Linked DNA regions of Homo sapiens: all the other regions are linked to region 3. The links are chromatin loops, found by intact Hi-C in ENCODE. Cell type or tissue: spleen. All regions are shown on one strand. Each heading gives the region's core, and the rest is flanking DNA. Links, peaks and the distances in the headings are about the cores only.

The links. A loop is a pair of places that touch in the nucleus more often than their neighbours do. Peaks named below come from ENCODE experiments on the same cell type or tissue, not always from the same donor. Only the 100,000 strongest peaks of a DNase experiment are listed, where the experiment ranks them.
Region 1: a loop joins it to region 3, with 7 times the contacts of the local background. A loop is called at or near these places in 100 of 110 quality-filtered maps.
Region 2: a loop joins it to region 3, with 4 times the contacts of the local background. A loop is called at or near these places in 25 of 110 quality-filtered maps.

The regions. Positions count from the first base shown.
Region 1 is chr19:33,775,321-33,781,941 of GRCh38, forward strand. No RefSeq gene overlaps it. Among named protein-coding and RNA genes, the nearest start is that of KCTD15, 18 kb to the right of the region's middle. RefSeq lists a silencer at 2,907-3,066. In spleen, for the core only: CTCF peaks have their summits at 2,870 (motif pointing right) and 3,082 (motif pointing right); a DNase peak (open chromatin) is centred at 2,871; H3K4me3 peaks cover 1,274 bases; H3K27ac peaks cover 646 bases; H3K27me3 peaks cover 4,169 bases.
Region 2 is chr19:34,039,104-34,045,724 of GRCh38, forward strand. No RefSeq gene overlaps it. Among named protein-coding and RNA genes, the nearest start is that of LSM14A, 130 kb to the right of the region's middle. In spleen, for the core only: a CTCF peak has its summit at 3,016 (motif pointing right); a DNase peak (open chromatin) is centred at 3,018.
Region 3 is chr19:34,092,954-34,099,574 of GRCh38, forward strand. It overlaps the pseudogene RPS4XP21. Among named protein-coding and RNA genes, the nearest start is that of LSM14A, 76 kb to the right of the region's middle. In spleen, for the core only: a CTCF peak has its summit at 3,571 (motif pointing left); no DNase peak of the experiment used is centred there; H3K4me3 peaks cover 342 bases; H3K27ac peaks cover 451 bases; H3K27me3 peaks cover 1,937 bases.

The DNA of each region.
Region 1 (6,621 bases), core at 727-5,726, 320 kb before region 3:
TGTGTGTCGGGGGAGAAGGCACATGCACTTGTATCATCTCTCAGAGAAACGCCGGCTCAAGCTGGACAGACGTGGACACACAACGCATCCATCAGTGGGGGGCTTTTGTTGCAGGTGGTGATGACAGAAGACAGGTGCAGGCAGTGACCATGATCACCACTTGACAGCCCTGAGAGTGACCTCCAACTGAAGGCCAGAGGCCCAGCCTGGAGACCAACCCAGCTCCAACCCCCAACCCCAGCCCCAAACCTCACAGGGCTCAGGAAGAGCCGACTCAGTGCAGTGGTAGGGAAGTATGTGTGTGTGCACGTGTGCATGTGTCTGTGTGTGTGTCTGGGTGTCTGTGTGGGTGTCTGGCCTGTGCTGTGGGGTGGGTGGATGTGAGCGCGTATATGTCTATGTGTGTGTCTGGCCTATACTCTCCACATGTGTGTTTGTGAGTGTGTGTGTTTGGCCTGTACTGTGGGTGGGTGTGAGCATATGGATCATGTGGGTGGGTGTGTTTGTGTGGATGTCTGGCCTGTGCTGTGGGATAAACGGGTGTGAGCATGTGGGTGTGTGTGTCTGGCCTGTGATGTGGGGTGGGTGGGTATGAGCGTGTGTGTGTGTGTCTGTGTCTATGTCTGTGTGTGTGTGTGTGTTTCTGCCCTGTGCTGTAGGGTGGGTGGGTGTGAACGTGTGTGTGTGTCTCTGGCCTGTGCTGTGGGGTGGGTGTGAGCATGTGTGTGTTTGTGTCTGTGTGTGTCTCTGTGTGTATGTCTGGCCTGTGCTGTGGGGTGGGTGGGTGTAAGTGTATGTCTGTATGTGTGTTTCTGTGTGTGTCTGGCCTGTACAGTGTGAGTGTATGTTTGGCCTGTATCATGTGGATGGGAGTGAGCATACAGGTAATGTGGGTCTGTGTGTCTGCGTGGGTGTGTGTCTGTGTGGGTGTCTGGCCTGTGCTGTGGGCTAAATGGGTAATGAGTATGTGGGTGTGTGTGGGGGGAGGGAGGTATCTGGCCTGTGCTGTGGGGTGGGTGTGAGCGTGTGTGTGTGTGTGTGTTTCTAGCCTGTGCTATGGGGTCAGTGGGAGCGTGTGTGTCTGTGTGTGTGTGTTCCTGGAGTGAGGGGTGTGCATTGTGTGTGAGCCCGCGTCCATGCCGGGTGTGGGCTGTGTGCAGTCTGAGTCCTGCCCGTCTCCAGGACCATCTCGTGCACCTGCTCCTCGTCTCTCCCTGCCCATTCGCTGGCCATTTTGTGGATGTCACCTGGAAGGGGCCAACTGATCAGAGACCCTAGAAAGGGCCACTGGCAGCTCCCAGGGGCAAAGGAGGCCCATTGAGTTGGGAGAAGAACAGCCCAAGCCCCAGGGCCCTCCCCAGCTTGGTCCCCCTGTGGGCCCCTCCGGGCGGCCCCAGGGAAGTCCCTGCCAGGCCTCTGCCCTTGAGTGGCTGAGACCTCCTGGATGGGAGCCCCACTCTCTGAGTGGTGACGAGAACAGACGTCCCAAAGCCTAGGGTCCCTCCTGGGGCTTGGGAGCCCCAAAGGCCTTGAGTATCCTGGGGAGATAGGATTCAAGGTCCACACAGATGGTCAGGTGGGAAACTCGGGCAGTTCTGGCTCCCCCCAGCTCCCCCTCCTCCCTGCTGTCTCGACAGGGTTTGGTGGCCCATACAGGGCCTGTCCAAGGGGCCCAGGACAAAGTCAGGCAGGCAGTGGACAGGGGGTCCCCCATCATCTCCCCCTACTCTCAGGCAGGGTTTGCCAATTTCATCCTCAGGGCTGAGCCCCTTGGTGGGGGACAGGAGCCTGTGGAGCCCATGGTTCTGAGGCCTGGAGGCGGCCTCACCTCACTGCCCCTATCTCTTCTTGGCCCCTTCCTCTTCAGGGAGCACTCGTGGTGAACCCAGCGAACATCCTGCTGGCGTCCCTCACTCCTCCACTGCTCTACAAGCCCAGGGGACCCAGAGCTGGGCACAAGAGGCTGTGTTGAACCACGGGATCCAGAAATGGGCAAAGGTGAAAGTTGGGGGTGGGGTAGTCTGGGCTCAAGTAACACTGCCCCTACCTCCGGGGACTCCCAGCTGATGGGTACCATGACTCCTGAATGAGGAATAGGCAGGCGCCCCGGGGAGCAGGGTGTGGGGAGAGGACTGTATGTTAGCCCCACTGCCCTGCCCGGGCCGGGGAGGGGGTGTGGGAGCCCTGAGCTGGGTTCTTCACACTGCCCTGGCCTGGCTGCTTGTTGGCCCTTCTCACTGCCCAGGGCACGCTTTGCACAAGAGGCTCTGTTGGGAGATGGCAGCAGAGGGGGACCCGGGGTCTGGGCCAGGCCGGGGCTACTAGGGGACTATCCTCCTGCCTCTCCTTCACCCTGGGCCGGCCTCAGGAAAGGAGGAGCAGGGGAGCAGCTGGAGGTGCCAAGAGCTCTGGAAGCTAGGGAAGGGGGCAGGGGGCAGGGGCAGAGGGCAGAGAGAGCAACTTCCTGTCACGGGCCTGGGCGACCCTTCCGCGCCACCTGGGTATGCCAGCCTGAGTCAAGTGGACAGTGAGTGCTGAGCGTGGAGAAGTGCAGGTGCGTGCGCGAGGTGTTTAAAGAGGAGACCAAGGGACTGGGACCCTGAGTGTGTCGGGGGTGCAGGTGTCGGGGGTCACTCGTGCTGGGTGCTGCGCTGTGGCCTCGTGTGCGTTGCCCAGTGCCCCTCTCCCAGCGGTGCTGTCCACTCATGCCTCGCTCTACTGTATAGGTGAGAAGACTGAGGCACAGAAAGGCGTGGCCAGAGCTGTGCAGCGCAGGAGTTGGAGCTGGGATTGCGCCCAAGCGGCCGGCAGGGGCTCCCTCGCGTTCGTACCCACAGGCGCAGAGCCGTTCTCCGCCGCCAGGTGGGGCTAAGTCCCCGCTCCCGAGCAGCGGCTTGGGGATCCCCGGCGGGGCCGCCAGGTGGCAGCAGCGCTCTGGCCGCGCGGCTCCAGCTCCCGGGCGCCCCGCGTCCCCAGCCTCCCCACCGCGCAGTCGGCTCCTCTGTCACCTCGCCCTCCCAACCATGGGGTCACGGGGCTCCCGCCCCTCCACTGTCTGCGGGCGGCCTCCAGAGGTTACTCTCAAACCCACCAGCTCCAGGGGACCCGCCTGTGCTAACACTAAGCCCCCAAACACCCGCAGCGCCCCTAAAGCAGTGACATCCACAACCTCCCCGGGGGCTTGTCCTGCACGCTCCATCAGGGTGATGTCAGGCCTTCTCCAACCTCAACCACAACACGAACGCACACGCGCAAACACAAATGCATGCACACACACAGGCACAGACGCACAGACACACACAACCACACACACAGACACACAGACACCCATCCTCACAAACACACACCCAGACAGATATGCAGACACACGCATGCACACAGACCCAGATGCACGCGGACACACAGACACACACGTAAACACACAGAAACATGCACGGCTCAGGACGGGGCTTCTTGCTGCATTGAAATAAATGGGAAGAACCGGAAGGTCCCTCACTGTCTCAGCCAAGTGCATGCACTTCCCACGCTGAGCCCTGTCCTCCACTTCCCCTCCTGCACTGGCCAGAGGTCACCCCCGACACACACACACACACACACACACACACACACACACACACCAGATCCCAGTCCCTTAGCCTACTCCTTAAGCACCTCCCGCGCGCACCTGCGCCCTCTCTGCACACACAGCAGGCTTTCCCATCAGCAGAAAACAAGCTGTCAATGCCCCACCTTTAAAAACGGGGAAGCCGTAGCCAGATGGCCCCTGCAGCGCCTGCCCATTTCTCTCCTCTCCTTCCTGGCAGAACCCACCCCTCAGCCCCCATGGCTTCACCTCCTTTTCCACTCTGGACCCCACCCTGGCCTGCCTTCCAATCTTGCCACCCGCAGAGTCCGCTGACAAGGCACCTTCCACTGCCGCACGCTGGCAATCCCAGGCACTCTTCTGCCTACACACTCCCTGGGCGAGCTCCCCATCACCCCTGTGCTAGACTCCCGGATTTGCCCCTGCAGCCCTGATCGGTAGACCCCCATGGCCAGCCGCCTCACCCCCAGCTGTCGGCACGTCCAGCGGGTGTCTCCACTTGAACGTCTCACCTGAGCCGCACACCTTTCACACCTCAAGCCCCTCCTCTCCCGGCTTCCCGGCTCAGCCTTCCCTACAAGCCCTGGATCGTCCCTTTCGCCCTGCCTCCCAAGGGCATACTGAATCCATGTCCATTCTCCCTCTCCAGGGCTGTCATTTAACCCAAGCCATTATCACACTAGCATCTCCTGCCTTGGCACCTAAAGTAATAAGTAACTATGGAATTTACCGGTTTACCAGGTACTGCTCTAAGTATTTCATATTTTTTGTACCCTGCCCCTCGCGATCCCGGCTGACTGCAAACTCCGCCTCCTAGGTTCAAGAAATTTTCCTGCCTCAGCCCCCCGAGTAGCTGGGATCACAGGGGCCTGCCACCACACCGGGCTAATTTTTGTATTTTTAATAGAGACGGAGTTTCACCATGTTGGACAGGCTGGTCTCAAACTCCCGACCTCAAGTGATTCACTCGCCTCGGCCTCCCAGAGTGCTGGGATTACAGGCTTAAGCCACCTCGCCTGGCTAGCGTTTCACATATAAGAGCTTATCTAATCCTCACTACAACCCTGGAAGACCGTTATCATCCTCCCCATTTTTTGCAGATGAAGACATTGAGACACAGAGAGGTTAAGTAATCTGCCCAAGGCCACACAGCTATAATGGGGATCTTCCAGAATTCAGAGCCTGATGGTTTGGCCCTGGCTCTGTGTGCCCATGAGTGCACAGTTCTTACTGGCTCTCTGGTGTTCCAATGGGGTAGGAGGTTTTGCGACAGCAGAGAAGGAATTGAATGGTCACTAGGGCAAGGGAAAGACAAGCTCTCTGGAGAAAGAGAGGGAGTGTCTCAGGCATTGCTTTGCACCCATTTGCAGTTTATGATGGATGTGCAGGGCACCAGCATGCCTTCCTGCTGCAGCATAAGCAAGGTCACAGCGGGGCTCCTCCTAGACCTGTGTGACAGAGGAGTGAAGGACACAGAGAATAGTCACCCAATCAGGACAAGGCTGGATGAGGAAGGGCATCAAGACAGGAAGGGCTGATAGGCAGAGAGAAGGCGCTGGGGTCTGCGGAGGAAGTGAGGCGGGAGTTGGGGACCTGTGACCTTGGAGATGGTGTGGTTTCCTGTGGTGACAGGCAAACTGTGGCCAGGGGTGGCAGTGGCCAGGATCACGATGATGACTTTCACCTCTGCCCACCATGATAATCTCCTGGATGGAGATGACCTCGGTTCCAGGGCTTGTGAACAAGTCACGCCCCACAGAGGGACCCTCTTCAGCCTCCTCTGGGGTCTGGTGACACGGTGGTCCTGTACCTGTGCCTCTGGCTCCATCAGTTCACACTTGCTACCTGCCTGCTTACCTGCCTGCTGTCACCTGTTCCAGCCTGTATCCACCTGCCTGTGACTACCTGAGTTTGCCTGTGACCACCCACACCCATCTGTCTCTCTCTGCCTTGGTGGGTGGTGGTTTTGGGGCTACAGGTCAGCCCCCTCCTCCGCGTGCAGGGCCTGAGAGCAGGGGCGTGGGAGACGGAGTCTGCCAATCTGGCCGCACCAGCTGGAGATGAGCCCAGGACTGCTGACGCCTCCAGCCTGCCTCTGGGGAGACCATGCTGTGTGGATGACAGTCCCCTAAGACCCGGAAGCGAGCCACGTCTGGGAGGATGAGATGGGGTCGGCAAATCTGGGCCGGGAGGGAAGGCTGCATTCTTGCTCTCCAAACCGATGTGCTGAATTTTACTTTTCCTTTTAGTTATTTCTTCTTCTTAAATCCTGTTTCTCTCCCTGAGGCAGCTAATCTATTATTTAACATCGGATTGTGGGATTGAAACTCCAAGGCAAATTGAAAATTATTTGTGTTTGAGGTTTCAGGCGTGAAGCTGAGGCAACCATTTCTGAGAGATCCTGAGAACCCGGGCAAAGGTAGCGAACCCACAGCACTGTTCCTGGAAGGGGCTGAGAGGACTGGGGTGCAGGAAGCGTTCCACAGACCTGGCAGGCTGGGGGGCCCCGCTATGCTCCAGCCTTGCCCACCCAAAGCCCGCAGCTCGGGGGTCATTAATCTCCATGTGGCATTTCACTTGGGAAATGCTGTCAACACCTCCCACTGGCCAAAGTCCTCAAGAGGCTGGGCAGGTGCCATCAGTCACCCTGGGCCTGTGCCCACCCTGGGGGAAATGCCTCGGTCATGAGAGGATTAATGACACGAGGAGAAGGGCTCGTCATCATTTTTCAAGGTTCGGCTCTCTGTAGATCTGCAGGCAGGATTGCTGGCCTAACAGTCAGTGGAGAGTGACCCAAGGCTCTGGAGAGTGACCAAGGAACACGGCTGAGGGTGGGGGGCCCTGGCCTGGACCCCCGCTGAGTGCCCGAAGACTGATGGAGCATGCGACCTCCTAGCGCTGGCTCTCAGGACATGAATCGGGACCAGAAGGAGGAGTGGGCTTGAGCCCAGGGGAGTGTGAACAAACACTGTGTGAGCCCCACATAGACATCTGCGGATCACGGAATGGGGGAACTGGGAGACGCCAGGTCAGGGAGA
Region 2 (6,621 bases), core at 477-5,476, 54 kb before region 3:
TGGATCCCACACTTACCTTCTGGAATATGATGTTCTAGGTTCCTCAGGTTCCTCTTGTACTCTCCTAGCCCAGTCATACTTCTTTTTAAACAAGATGTTTTTGAAGAGACAGGGGTCTGCTCTGTTGCCCAGGTTGAAGTGCAGTGGCACAATCACAGCTCACGGCAGCCTCGCACTCCTGGACTCAAGCGATCCTCCCACCTCAGCCTCCCGAGTAGCCAGGACTACAGGCATGCACCACTACCTGGCTAATTTTTTAAAAAAAATATGTAGCTATGTTGCACAGGCTGCTCTTGAACTCCTGGCCTCAAGCAATCCTTTCCCCTTGGCCTCCCAAAATGTGGGGATTACAGGTGGAAGCCACCATGCCCATGCCCAGCCCCCAGCCATCCTTCTGCCACTCATATTTTGACACACCATGCCAGGTAGCACTTCCACCCCCATATTCACTCTGTCCAGGATCTAACACCCCCACCCCGCATACCAGGCCACCCACCATGGTAGAACTCCAACACCCCATGCCAGGCAGCGCTCCTAGGTGGATGCCTGCCTCACCTTGCTTGAATTTTTTTTTTTTTTTGAGGTAGATTCTCACTCTGTCACCCAGGCTGGAATGCAGTGGCACAATCTTGGCTCACTGCAACCTCTGCCTCCCAGGCTCAAGTGATTCTCCCACTTCAGCCTCCCGAGTAGCTAGGACTCCAGGTGCCCGCCACCACTCCCAGCTAATTTTTGTATTTTTAGTACAGACAGGGTTTCACCATGTTGGCCAGGCTGGTCACGAACTCCTGACCTCAAGTGATCCACCCGCCTCAGCCTCCCAAAGTGCTGGGATTACAGGCGTGAGCCACAGAGCCTGACCTCTTGCTTGAATTCTGATACCCGCTGCATGGATGCTCTCACCTGGGAGATGTCTGATGCCTCACATAGGGCTGCCCTCTTATGCGGAGCACTTCTTTACCCCACTCATGATCAGACACCCCACACTGGGCTGTCATCCTACACAAATGCTTTCCACACTCCAATGCTCCGATGCTCCAAGCTGGGCCGGCCTTCAGCAGGGAGGCCTTCTTATCCGACTCAGGTTCCAATGCTCTGCATCAGCCACCAAACCTCACCCTGGCTATCTCTGACAGCCCAGGCTAGGCCATCCCCACCCCTCCCATGTGGATACCCTCCTCACCTGCTTCAGGATGGTAGGGCTTCCCTGCTGCTCTGTATGGATGTCCACCTTGCTTGGTCCCACCTAATGACTTTTAAAAGGATTTGTTCAGGAAGAGAAAGAAACGGAAGAAGTGGGAAAGAGAAAGAAATAAGCAAGGCTTTTATTTTAGAATCAAGGGGTGCACGTGCAGGTTTGTTACAAGTCTTCCATGATGCTACAGTTTGAGGTATGAATGGTCCCGTCATCCATGTAGTAAGTAGGGTACCCAATAGGTAGTTTCTCAGCCCTTGCCTCACCACCTCTCTCCCCTCTCTATTAGTTTGCATTGTCTATTTTTCCCATCTTTATGTCCATGTGTACCAAATGCTTAGCTCCCACTTATAAGTGAGAACAGGCAGTATTTGGTTTTCTCTTTCTTTGTCAGTTGGCTTAGGATAATGTCCTCCAGCTGCCTCCATGTTGCTGCAAAGGGCATGATATCATCATTTTTTTTATGCTGCATGGTATTCCATGGTGTATATGTACCACATTTTCTTTTTGTTTGTTTGTTTTTTGTTTTTTGTTTTGAGACGGAGTCTCCCTCTGTCGTGCAGGCTGGAGTGCGGTGGCATGATCCCAGCTCACTGCAAGCTCCGCCTCCCGGGTTCACACCATTCTCCCGCCTCAGCCTCCCAAGTAGCTGGGGCTACAGGCGCCCATCACTAAGCCCGGCTAATTTTTTTTTTTTTTTTTTTTTTGTATTTTTAGTAGAGACAGGGTTTCACCGTGTTAGCCAGGATGGTCTCGATCTCCTGACCTCGTGATCCACCCGACTCGGCCTCCCAAAGTGCTGGGATTACAGGCGTGAGCCACCTCATTTTCTTTATCCAGCCCACCACTGATGGGCACCTGGAAAAGCCCATTCTCTTGTAAACCCATTCTAATCAGACTTTTGTCCCATCCTTCCACAGAAACTGCTCCCAACAAGTTAACCATGACCTCCACAATGGTTGATTCTCACAGCTCACTCAACAGAGCTCTTCCTCCTTCTGGGTATGCCTGGTTCACTTGGGTTTGAGGATACACATTCTCCTGGTTTCCTTCCTGCCTCGTGGAAATGCCAAAGTAGAGAAGCCACCTGCCCGTGAACCTAAGACACTAAAATCCTGAAGTGTGTGGACTGCATTCCTGAATTAAAGGCTACCAAAAATGTCACTGTCATGACATACCCACCCCAGATATATACAAAGCAGTTAGACGGGAACAAAATTAAGGGGATAATTATTCATTACAAAACTACTACCTTCACCAGAGGCCAAGGTTAAAATAATAATCTAAACACTAATCTTGTTCTTAGTTTTAATTAATTTTCTTTAAGATGCTCATCACCATTGAGAAACCTGCACAAATGAATGCTAATTCATTTCACTGAAGTGAAAGAGAAAGGGGCTTTTTTGTTTTAAATGCTTTTCTGATTTTTTTTTAAATTAACACTGCTAACCTATTTCATGTTTAAAATCTTCTCTGCCGAGGCTCAAGTTAGGTTTCCCAATGGAAGAAGAATACAGCTCCTGGGAATTAGGGCAAAATGGCTTGTTAAATGAATGAAGACAGAGGCTGAAATACAAATATTTTGTGAAGTGTTCATATTTTATCAGCCAAAATGAGCTATAGCAAATCATCACATGTCTAAAAAATGTAGAGAATACTGGGAGCTGCTCGTTTTACATCGAGTCGACCTTCTGTTGCTTTAATGACCTGATCTGAAATAACCTGGCAGGCTCAGCATCACCCCCAAGGTCCGTGTCAGCAAAGGGACCCACTGTGTCCATCACTGACATGACGCACGCGCCTGGCTGCCACTCACCAGCAGGGGGCACTGCGCCGGGGCCTTTCTGTAGGCAAAACCACTCAAAAGCTAAGGATTGAGAAACATGTATTCCGGGAGACAGAAAAATGTGCGTCAGTGTCACCATCTCAGACAAACTCATTGCCACACCATCGACAGGACATCTTCATGTGTGTCTTCATAACAATATCCACTGTAGGGTGTTCTGAGGCCCAGAGCCTATCCCAGAATTACAAATAAAATAGTAGTGAAGCCAAAAATACCAAGTCTATCTGAAACCCTTTCAGTGAGCATGATTTTTATTTTATTTTATATTTTGAGATAGGGTCTCTCTCGGTCACTCAGCCGGGAGTGCAGTGACACAATGATAACTCACTGCAGACTTGAATTCCCGGGACTCAAGTGGTCCTCCCACCTCAGCCTCCTCAGTAGCTAGGACTATGGCATGCACCACCATGCTCAGCTGAATTTTTTTTTATTTTTTGTAGAGACAGGTTCTCACTTTGTTGCCTATGCTGGTCTGGAACTCCTGGCCTCAAGCAATCCTCCCACCTCGGCCTCCCAAAGTGCTGGGATTACAGGTATGAGTCACCGCTCCTGGTCAACATCTACATTTTATATTTGGGGAAAGTGGGGCCCATAAATTATGTATTTTGTGATATATGAGAGACAAAATAAGAGTTTTAATTGCATTTAATATTTAAAAGACTGTAATGGCTGACCCATAAAACAGGATTTTATCCATGATTTCCTCTCTAGTGAATCATTCCTATCAGCACAAATTTTTCCCATGTTAAAAAAAAAATAAGTTTTGGCTAGGTGCAGTGGCTCATGCCTGTAATCCCAGCAGTTTGGGAGGCCAAGGTAGGAGGATCACCTGAGGCCAAGACTTGAAGACTTATCTGAGCAACATAATGAGACTGCTGTCTCTACCAAAAAAAAAAAAAAAATTAAAAATTAGCTGGACATGGTGGCATGCACCTGTAGTCCCAGCTACTCGGGAGGCTAAAGGGGGAGGACCCCTTGAGCCCAGGAGTTTGAGGCTGCAATGAGTGGTGATTGCACCACATCACTCCACTCCACTCCACTCCCTGTCTCCAAAAAAAGAAAAAAAAAAAAAAAAAGTTTTGGCCTTTCTTTCCCTTCTCATTACTGCCCCCATTTCTCTCTTTCCCTTTATAGGGAAGTTGTGTGGTAAACACACTCTACGATGAGTATTCACATCCTTGAATAAACTCCTCCCCTTGAAGGAGGACATAGTTTGCTTGAGTGTGAGCAAAGCTGTGACTTGCTTCTAACCAACTGTATACAGCAAAATCAATAGGATGTCACTCCCAAGATTACATACTATTAAGACTCCATCTTGCTATCAAACTCACTCTAACACTCTCTCTCAAGATAGTTCTGAAGAAATAAGCAGCCAGGATAGGAGGCCAATCTATCAAGAAGCTAAAGACAACCTCTAAGAGCTGAAAGCCACCAAGAAGCCAGGACTCTAAGTCCCACAACCACAAGGAAATGAGTTCTATCACCAACCTGAGTGAGCTTGAAAGCACCTTCTTCCCCAGTTGAGCCTCCAGATTAGAACACAGTCAAGCTAATCCCTTGATGGCAGCCCTGTGAGACCCTAAGAAGAGGACCCAGTTAATCTGTGCCCAGACTCTTGTGAGATAATAAATGCATGTTTTCTTTTAAGTCACTAAGTTTGTGGTAATTTTTTATGCAGCTGTGTTCAAGGATTTCCCAACACCACTCTCAGCTTCAATGATCACTAGAAGGACTCGCAGAATTCAGCAGAGCCATTACACTCACAGTTACAGTTTATCACAGTGAGCAGATACAGATTAAAATCATCAATGAAAAAAGATGCATAGGGAAGAATCAGGAGAGACCAGGCATCAGTTTCCAGTTGTTCTCTCACCATGGAGTCATGTAGACAGCACTTAATTCTCCCAGCAATGATGAATGACAGCTCCCACAGAGTATTACCAAACAGGGAAACTCACTGAAGCCTTTCTGTCCAGGGCTTTTATTGAAGGTTGGTTACCTAGGCATGGCTGACTGCCTGCATGGCTGACTCGAGTCTCCAGCACCTCCAGAGATTGAGATCATACTGGGTAGTACAAGGCCCCCGCCATCAATCACATTGTTAACATGAACTATCTTACATGGCCCAAGGCCTCAGATAAACAAAGACATTGTTAACAGACAGGAGATTCCAGGAGATTAGAGGTTGTCTCCCAGTAGCCAGGAAAGGACCAAACCTTTCTTTGGAATGTGGAAGAATCAGACTACCTAAACCTGCTGAATCCTTTATAGCACAGCAGAAATAGATAACTAATAAAGATTCTGGTACCTAGAAGTAGGGTGCTGCTGTAGAAGTGGCTTTGGAATAAGGTAATGGGTGGAGGCTGGAAGAATTGTGATGAGCATCATAGAAAAAGTATAAATTGCTTTAAACAAGCCATTAATAGAAATCTGGACTTGGAGAATGGTACCGGTGATAGCTCAGAAGGAAGTGAGGACCATGTTATTAGAAAATGAAGGAAGGAAAGGCTGGGTGCAGTGGCTCATGACTGTAATCCCAGTACTTTGGGAGGCCAAGGTGAGTGGATCACTTGAGGTCAGAAGTTCGAGACCAGCCTGGGCAAAATGATGAAACCCCATCTCTACCAAGAAGAAGAAGAAGAAGAAGAAGAAGAAGAAGAAGAAGAAGAAGAAGGAGAAGGAGAAGGAGAAGGAGAAGGAGAAGGAGAAGGAGAGGAGGAGGAGGAGGAGGAGGAGGAGGAGGAAGAGGAAGAGGAAGAGGAAGAAGAAGAAGAAGAAGAAGAGGAAAGAAAAAATACAAAAATTAGCTAGGCATGGTGGCGGGCATCTATAATCCCAGCTACTCAGGAGGCTGAGCCAAAAGAATCATATGAACCTGGGAGGTGGAGGTTGCAGTGAGCCAAAATCATGCCACTGCACTCCAGCCTGAGTGATGGAGTGAAACTCTGTCAGGAAAGAAAAAGACAGAAGAAAGAAAAAGAAAGAAAGAAGGAGAAAGAAAAGAAAAAGAGAGAAAGAAAGAAAAAGAAAGAAAGAAAGAAAGAAAGAAAGAAAGAAAGAAAGAGGAAGAGAGGGAGAGAGGGAAGGAGGGAGGAAGGAAGGAAGAAAGAAAAAGGAAAGGAAGGGAAGGAAAGAAGGAAGGAAGAGAGAGAGAGAAGAAGGAAGGAACAGGGACAGTAAATAAGGTAGAAATCAGGAGACATTCATGGGACTGGGGCCAATCAGACATCAACATGGTGGATTAGCATCCAAGATGGAGTAATGTTTGTCTCCACAGGAAGAGACGTGAATCACTGGGGATTAGACTGTGGTGGACAGACTGTAAGATCATCCTTTATAATCCTCAAATTCTAGTATTAATGCACTTTTAGAATCCCCTTCCCTTGAGTATGGGCAGGATCCATAACTCGCCTTAACCAATAGAACAGGACAAAGGTGATGTGACATCATTCCCAGTAGCATGTTACATTATGCTATGGTACCATGTTACGTTAAATAAGATTCCATCTTGCTAGCAGACTCACCCTTGGAACTCTCTCCCTTGCTAGCCATGAGGACTATGTTAGAGAATCGTTAAGTT
Region 3 (6,621 bases), core at 914-5,913:
CTTGACTTCCTCAGGTGTAACACGATGTACAGCAAAGCGACAATTGATGCCATAGATCAGACGGAAACCCTCTCCCGTCTTGTCAATGCTGATGACATCCATAAATCCAGTAGGGTAGGTTATATCAGTTCGAACCTTGCCATCTACCTTAATGAACCACTGCATGCAAATCTTCTTCACTTCATCTCCTGTCAGGGCATATTTAAGTCTGTTCCTCAGGAAAATATGAGGGAGACACTCTCTCAGCTTTTGGGGACCAGTGGATGGACGAGCAGCAAACACACCAGTCAATTTATCCAGCATCCAACGTTGTGGAGCTGCTACCCGCTTCAGATGCTGCTTGGGACCGGAAGCCACAGCTGTAATAGGCACAGAAAGAGGACCTCCCATCTTCTATGCACATAGAAACTGGGAACCAATAAAGTATTTTTACATTAAGGTATGTAGGCCAGGTGTGGTGCCTCACGCCTGTAACCCCAGCACTTTGGGAGGCCAAGACGGGTGGATTACTTGAGGCCAGGAGTTTGAAACCAGCCTGGCCAACAAGGCGAAACCCCATCTCTACTAAAAATACAAAAATTAGCCGGGCATGGTGGTGCACGCCTGTAGTCCCAGCTACCCGGGAGGCTGAGGGTGGAAAATTGCTTGAATCTGGGAGGCGGAGGTTGCAGTGAGCCAAAATCACACCACTGCCTTCCAGCCTGGGCAACAGAGAGAGACTCCATCACAAAAAAAAAAAAAAAAAGAATAAACATATGAAAGAAAGTTTAGCTATTGTATTAGTCTATTCTCATACTGTTATAAAGAAATACCTGAGACTGGGTAATTTATAAAGAAAAGAGGTTTAATTGGCTCACAGTTCTGCAGGCTGTACAGGAAGCATAGCAGCCTCTGCTTCTGGGGAGGCCTCAGGAAGCTTCCAGTCATGGCAGAAGGCAAAGGGGGATGGAGGCATCTCACATCGTGGCAACAGGAGCAAGAGGGAGGTGGGGGAGGTGCCACACACTTTAAACAACAAAATCTCTCCAGAACTCACTATCATGAGGACAGTACCAAGAGGAAACCCATCCACATGAGCCAATCACCTCCTACCAAGGCCCCACCTCGAACACTCGTGATTACAATTCAACATGAGATTTGGGTGGTGACACAGATCCAAACCATATCAGCTATAGTAATAATAAAATTGCAAATTCAAATAACTTGATTCAAGTCTTGCAATGCCCCCTTCTCAATTAGGCTTACCTTGGTTTCTCTAATTAAAACTGCAACCCTTGGCCAGGCACAGGGGCTCACACCTGTAACCCCAGCACTTGGGTAGGCCAAGGCAGGAGGATCACTTGAACCCAGGAGTTCGAGACCAGCCTGGGCAACATGGTGAAACCCTGTCTCTACAAAAAAAATACGTCTGGGCTTGGTGTCATGGGCCTGTAGTCCCAGCTACTTAGGAGGCTGAGGCAGGAGGATCACTTGAGCCTGGGAGATGAAGGTTGCAGTGAGCTGAGATCATGCCACTGCACTCCAGCCTAGGTGACAGAGCAAGACCCTTTCTCAAAAAATAAAAATAAAAATGAAAACTGCAATCCTTGGCCAGGTGTAGTGTCTCACACCGTTAACCCCAGCATTTTGGGTGGCTGAGGCAGGAAGACTGCTTGAGCCTAGGAGTTAGAGACCAGCCTGGGCAACACAGGGAGATGTCACCTCTACAATAAATTTAAAATTAAAAAACTACAATCTTCTCCACTCCCTACTCCTTTAACTTGCTCTGTTTTTTTTTTAACTATAGCACTTTTTGCTTTCTAAAATGCTAAAGGATTTACTTATTTATAACATTTATCATGTATGTACATGTCCTCCACTCAAATATAAGTTTCATGAGATCAGAGGTTGTTTTTTTCAATAATCTATCCCAAGCACTGAGAATATGCCTAGTACATGGTTAGTAATCAATATCTATGTGTTGAATGAATGCAGCAGATTGACAAAATAATAATACCCACGGTAGGCAAGAGTGTGAATAGTCAGACTCATGTACTGTTAACAAGAGAGTAAACTGATTAAATGAACTATATACATTCATACTCGAACATACTAAACAACCATTGAAAGTGATATTGTGCAGTGTGGCAAAATACAATTACACTCTGTTCCCCAGGCTGGAGTGCAGTGGCGCAATCACTGCCCCCCACCGTCTGGACCTCCTGGGCTCAAGTGATCCTCCCACATCAGCCTCCTGAATAGCTGGGACTACAGGAGCAAGCCACCATGCATTGTTAATTTCTTTTTTTTTTTTTCATTTTGTAGAGATGGGGCCTCACTAGGTTGCCCAGGCTGGTCTTGAATTTAGAACTTTTTAGTAAAGTTCCCATCACATTATCATGGGAATAATACAAATTATAAAATAGCATGTACAATCTGTTTCCAAGGAAAAAGTGTGTACAACAAAATCTTATCTATGAGGTGAGATTACAAGTTGTTGTTTTTGTTGCTGTTGTAAGACAGAGGCTCGCTCTGTCGCTCAGGCCAGAATACAGTGGCACCATCCTAGCTCACTACAGCCTCGAATTCCTGGGCTCAAGCAATCCTCCTGCCTCAGCCTCCTGAGGAGCTGGAACTACAGGTGTGCGCCACTGTGCCCAGCTAATTTTTTTTTATTTTTTGTAGAGACAGGGTCTTGCTATGTTGCCCAGGCTGGTCCCAAACTCCTGGGCTCAAGCAATCCTCCCACCTCAGCTTCCCAAAGTGCCGGGTTTACAGGTGTGAGCCACTGCATCTGCCCTGCCACATTTATTTTCTACAATGAATATGTGTTAGATGTATAGCAAGCAAGGGAAACATTTTTTAAAAGGAGAAAATAGAAACTACCCGGTTAATACGCATAGGCTTTCCTGTTTTAACAAGGATATCGGAAGAGTAAGAACATATTTTAGAAGATTCACTCTGCAGTTACATTAAATGGAAACCAGCAAGCAAAGAGAAATGGGTAACCAAATGTAGGCTATTTAAATGTCCTCTCTATTGTCTGTAGTTTTTAAACTGCAAAAAGTAAAAGTGTGTATGAAATAAATTGTATGAAAGTTTCTGGATTTAAAAAGCCCATTCTCTTCTCAGGAAGACCCGGATATCCTTCTGGAAAGAAATTCACGAATTCTGACCATCCTTGAAGCCAAACTCAAGCCCGCTGGCCTCACACGAATCTGCCTGTTACTCCTTAATAAGACAGGACTTCCTTTGGGCTTGGGCTGGGATCAAATGGTGCTGTGTGAAAGCCACCCATTCCTGCCAATCACACAACCCCTGTAAACAGCACGGCTTATTGTGAAAATTAATTCAGGGAGCTTAAACTCCACCGAACAGAAGGGTTTAAAAAGAAAAGAAAAAAAATTCCCGTGGTTTAGAAAATACTAGATGCATTATGACCTTCGGTATGAGTCCCAGGCTATGTGCATTATACCGGCAACACCCGGGAAAACATAAGCTGTCTTTTTTAATCCATCAGATAATTACACCGACTACAAGGACATTTTGGCAACTACTAGAAAATACTGCCCTCTGGTGTTAAGGTCATTCCACACTGATTAACACAACAAAAAGGAAAAAAAGAAAAGCCTTTCTTAAATACAAAAACCACTACCTTCAGGGACTTATGTTTTTGACTTGCAAAAAATCTGAACACAAAATCCCAAAGGATTTTACGGGTATATATTGTGGACACCTTCCCCACTGTGCCCGGAAAATACCTACTAATGTTATTACAAGCTGTCTCAGTCAATTCATGTCAGAGGATCTCCTCTCCAAGAGCTATATTCAGCTGTCTCTTGAACAAAACAAAACCAAAAAGTATTTTCAAGAGCTTCTGTGGGGGAGAAGTTTCTGGAAAATAAACTAAAGATTATTTTCACAGAAAATTTTCTACTAATCCTGGTAGGAAGAATAGAAAGAAGAGCAATATTACGATATTTTATATATTATAGAAGTCTTTAAAAATGTGAGACAATTTTTATGAAAAACAAAATAGCCACATTAATAAAGAAGCTGGCAATCATTGGCTTTATATTGATCATCTTATTCCTGCTTAAAGGTACTTCAAGAATAAGATAGAAAGGAGGTTCTGTCGTAGCTCTCCGCTATAAGAAAATAAAACTTTAAAAGGGTGGGGCGTGCCGTTCTGATGGTTACACACACAAGAATTGCATGCACAAATTCAGCAGTCTTGGCTGGGCATGGTGGTTCACACTTGTAATCTCAGCGCTTTCAAGCCAAAGCCACCATGCCCAGCCTTTTTTTTTTTTTTTTTTTTTCAGATGGGATCTCATTCCGTTTCCCAGGCTGGAACGCAGTGGCGCAATCTTGGCTCACTGAAACCTCCACCTCCTGGGCTCAAGCGATTCTCCCACTTCAGTCTCCCTAGTAGCTGGGACTACAGGTGCCCACCACCATTCCTAGCTAATTGTTTTTTGTATTTTTGGTAGAGATGGGGTTTCACCATGTTGCCCAGACTAGTCTCGAACTCCTGAGCTCAAGTGATCTGCCCGCCTTGGCCTCCCAAAGTGTTGGGATTACAGGCGTGAAGCCACCATGCCCAGCCCATGATCTTTTGTAGAGATGGAGCCTCACCGTGTTGCCAATAAAAGAAACCAAAGTTCCATGGAGAAATGACCGATTCTAAGACTGGGGCAGGAAATACACAGGATAAGCCAGGAGCACCTACTAGTACCAGAAAGTAGGAAAGTGCTCAAAACAAACAAACCAAAAAAAAGCCCACATCAGTGGGGAGACGTCAAAGGGTCACAGGATCCAACTGAAAGAGATCCCAATAGTCAAAACTGGAACAACTTGAGTAACAAAATAAAATAGATTGGATCATAACCCAAAGCATGGAATAAACACCCATGAGTCCACACTGATATTAATGATTGAATAAATAAATGCAGTTCTCCTTCCGCATCCACTGCAAATTGGTTCCGGGACCCCCATAGATACCAAAATCCATGGATGCTCAAGTCCTTTATATAAAATGGTATCGTATTTGCACATAACCAGGACACATCCCTCTGTACACTCTAATTATATTTAGATTACTTATAATACCTAATACAATAGAAATGCTAGGTAAATAGCTGTTCTGTGTTGCTTGTTTTATTTGGTTTTTGTTTTGGTTTGGTTTGGTTTTGGTTTTTTTGTTTTTTTGTTTTTTGTTTTTTGTTTTTGAGATGGAGTTTCGCTCTTGTCACCCAGGCTGGAGTACAGTGGTGCCGTCTTGGCTCACTGCAACCTCTGCCTCCTGGGTTTAAGCGATTCTCCAGCCTCAGCCTCCTGAGTAGTTGGGATTTCAGGCACCCACCACCACGCCTGGCTAATTTTATATTTTTAGTAGAGATGGGGTTTCACCATGTTGGCCAGGCTGGTCTCAAACTCCTGACCCCAGGTGATCCACCCGCCTCGACCTTCCAAAGTGCTGGGATTACAGGCGTGAGCCAGTGTCCCCGGCCAGTTTGTATGAATTTTTACTGGGTTTCTTTCCCTAATATTTTTTATCTGTGGTTGGCTGAATCCACGATGTGGGATCAGAGAATACAGAGGGCTGAGTGTAGAAGGGGGAGAAGAGACACGTCTTCCATGCGGAAGAAGTTCAATGAATTCTCACAGATACTCCACCCCCACAGAGGTGGAGCATAACTCCTCACTCCTGAAGTGTGGCCTGCATGTAGTGACTTCCTTCCAAAAATGGGAGAAGAGTAACTTTACAGTAGAGAAACCTGACCAACACTATCTCTGGCAGGTGATTAAGGTCAATGCCAACAGTGATAAGTCATATTGATAGTACGGTCATGCACTACATCATGACATGAGTTATATCATTATAATCATGGTGAGTTGTATAATTACTTCATCATATATTACAATGTAATCATAATAGAAATAAACAGCACAATAAATATAAAGTGCTTGAATCATCCCCAAACCATCCCTCAACCCCCACCCTAGTCCATAGAAAAATTGTCTTCTGGTCCAGCGTGGCTCACACCTGTTATCCCAGTACTTTGGGAGGCCAAGGTGGGTGGATCACTTGAGGCCAGGAGTTCAAGACCAGCCTGGCCAATATGGCGAAACCCCTCCTCTATTAAAAATACAAAAATTAGCTGGACATAGTGGCGCACACCTGTTATCCCAGCTGCTCGGGAGTCTGAGGCACAAGAATTACTTGAACCTGGGAGGCAGAGGTTACAGTGAGCCAAGATCTGCCACTGCACTCCAGCCCGGGTGACAGAGTGACACTCTGTCTCAAAAAAAAATAGAAAGAAAGAAAAATCATCTTCAATGAAACCGGTCCCTGGTACCAAAAAGGTTGGGGACTTCTGTGTTAAGGGATCTGCTTCATTGAAAGCGATGAAACTAACAAAAATTCATGGAAGTTCTCTATCAGATGCAGAGAAACTTCTAATGACCTGGATTGAAGACCAAACACAGACACATATCCCTCTCAGCACCGTGACAATCACCACCAAAGCAATGTCGGTTTGCAAGGTTGAAAGCAAAGGCTGGACCTGACTGTGGTGTTGAATTTACTGCTCTGGGTATTTCAAATGATTCAAGAATCCTTACTCCTTACATAAAGTG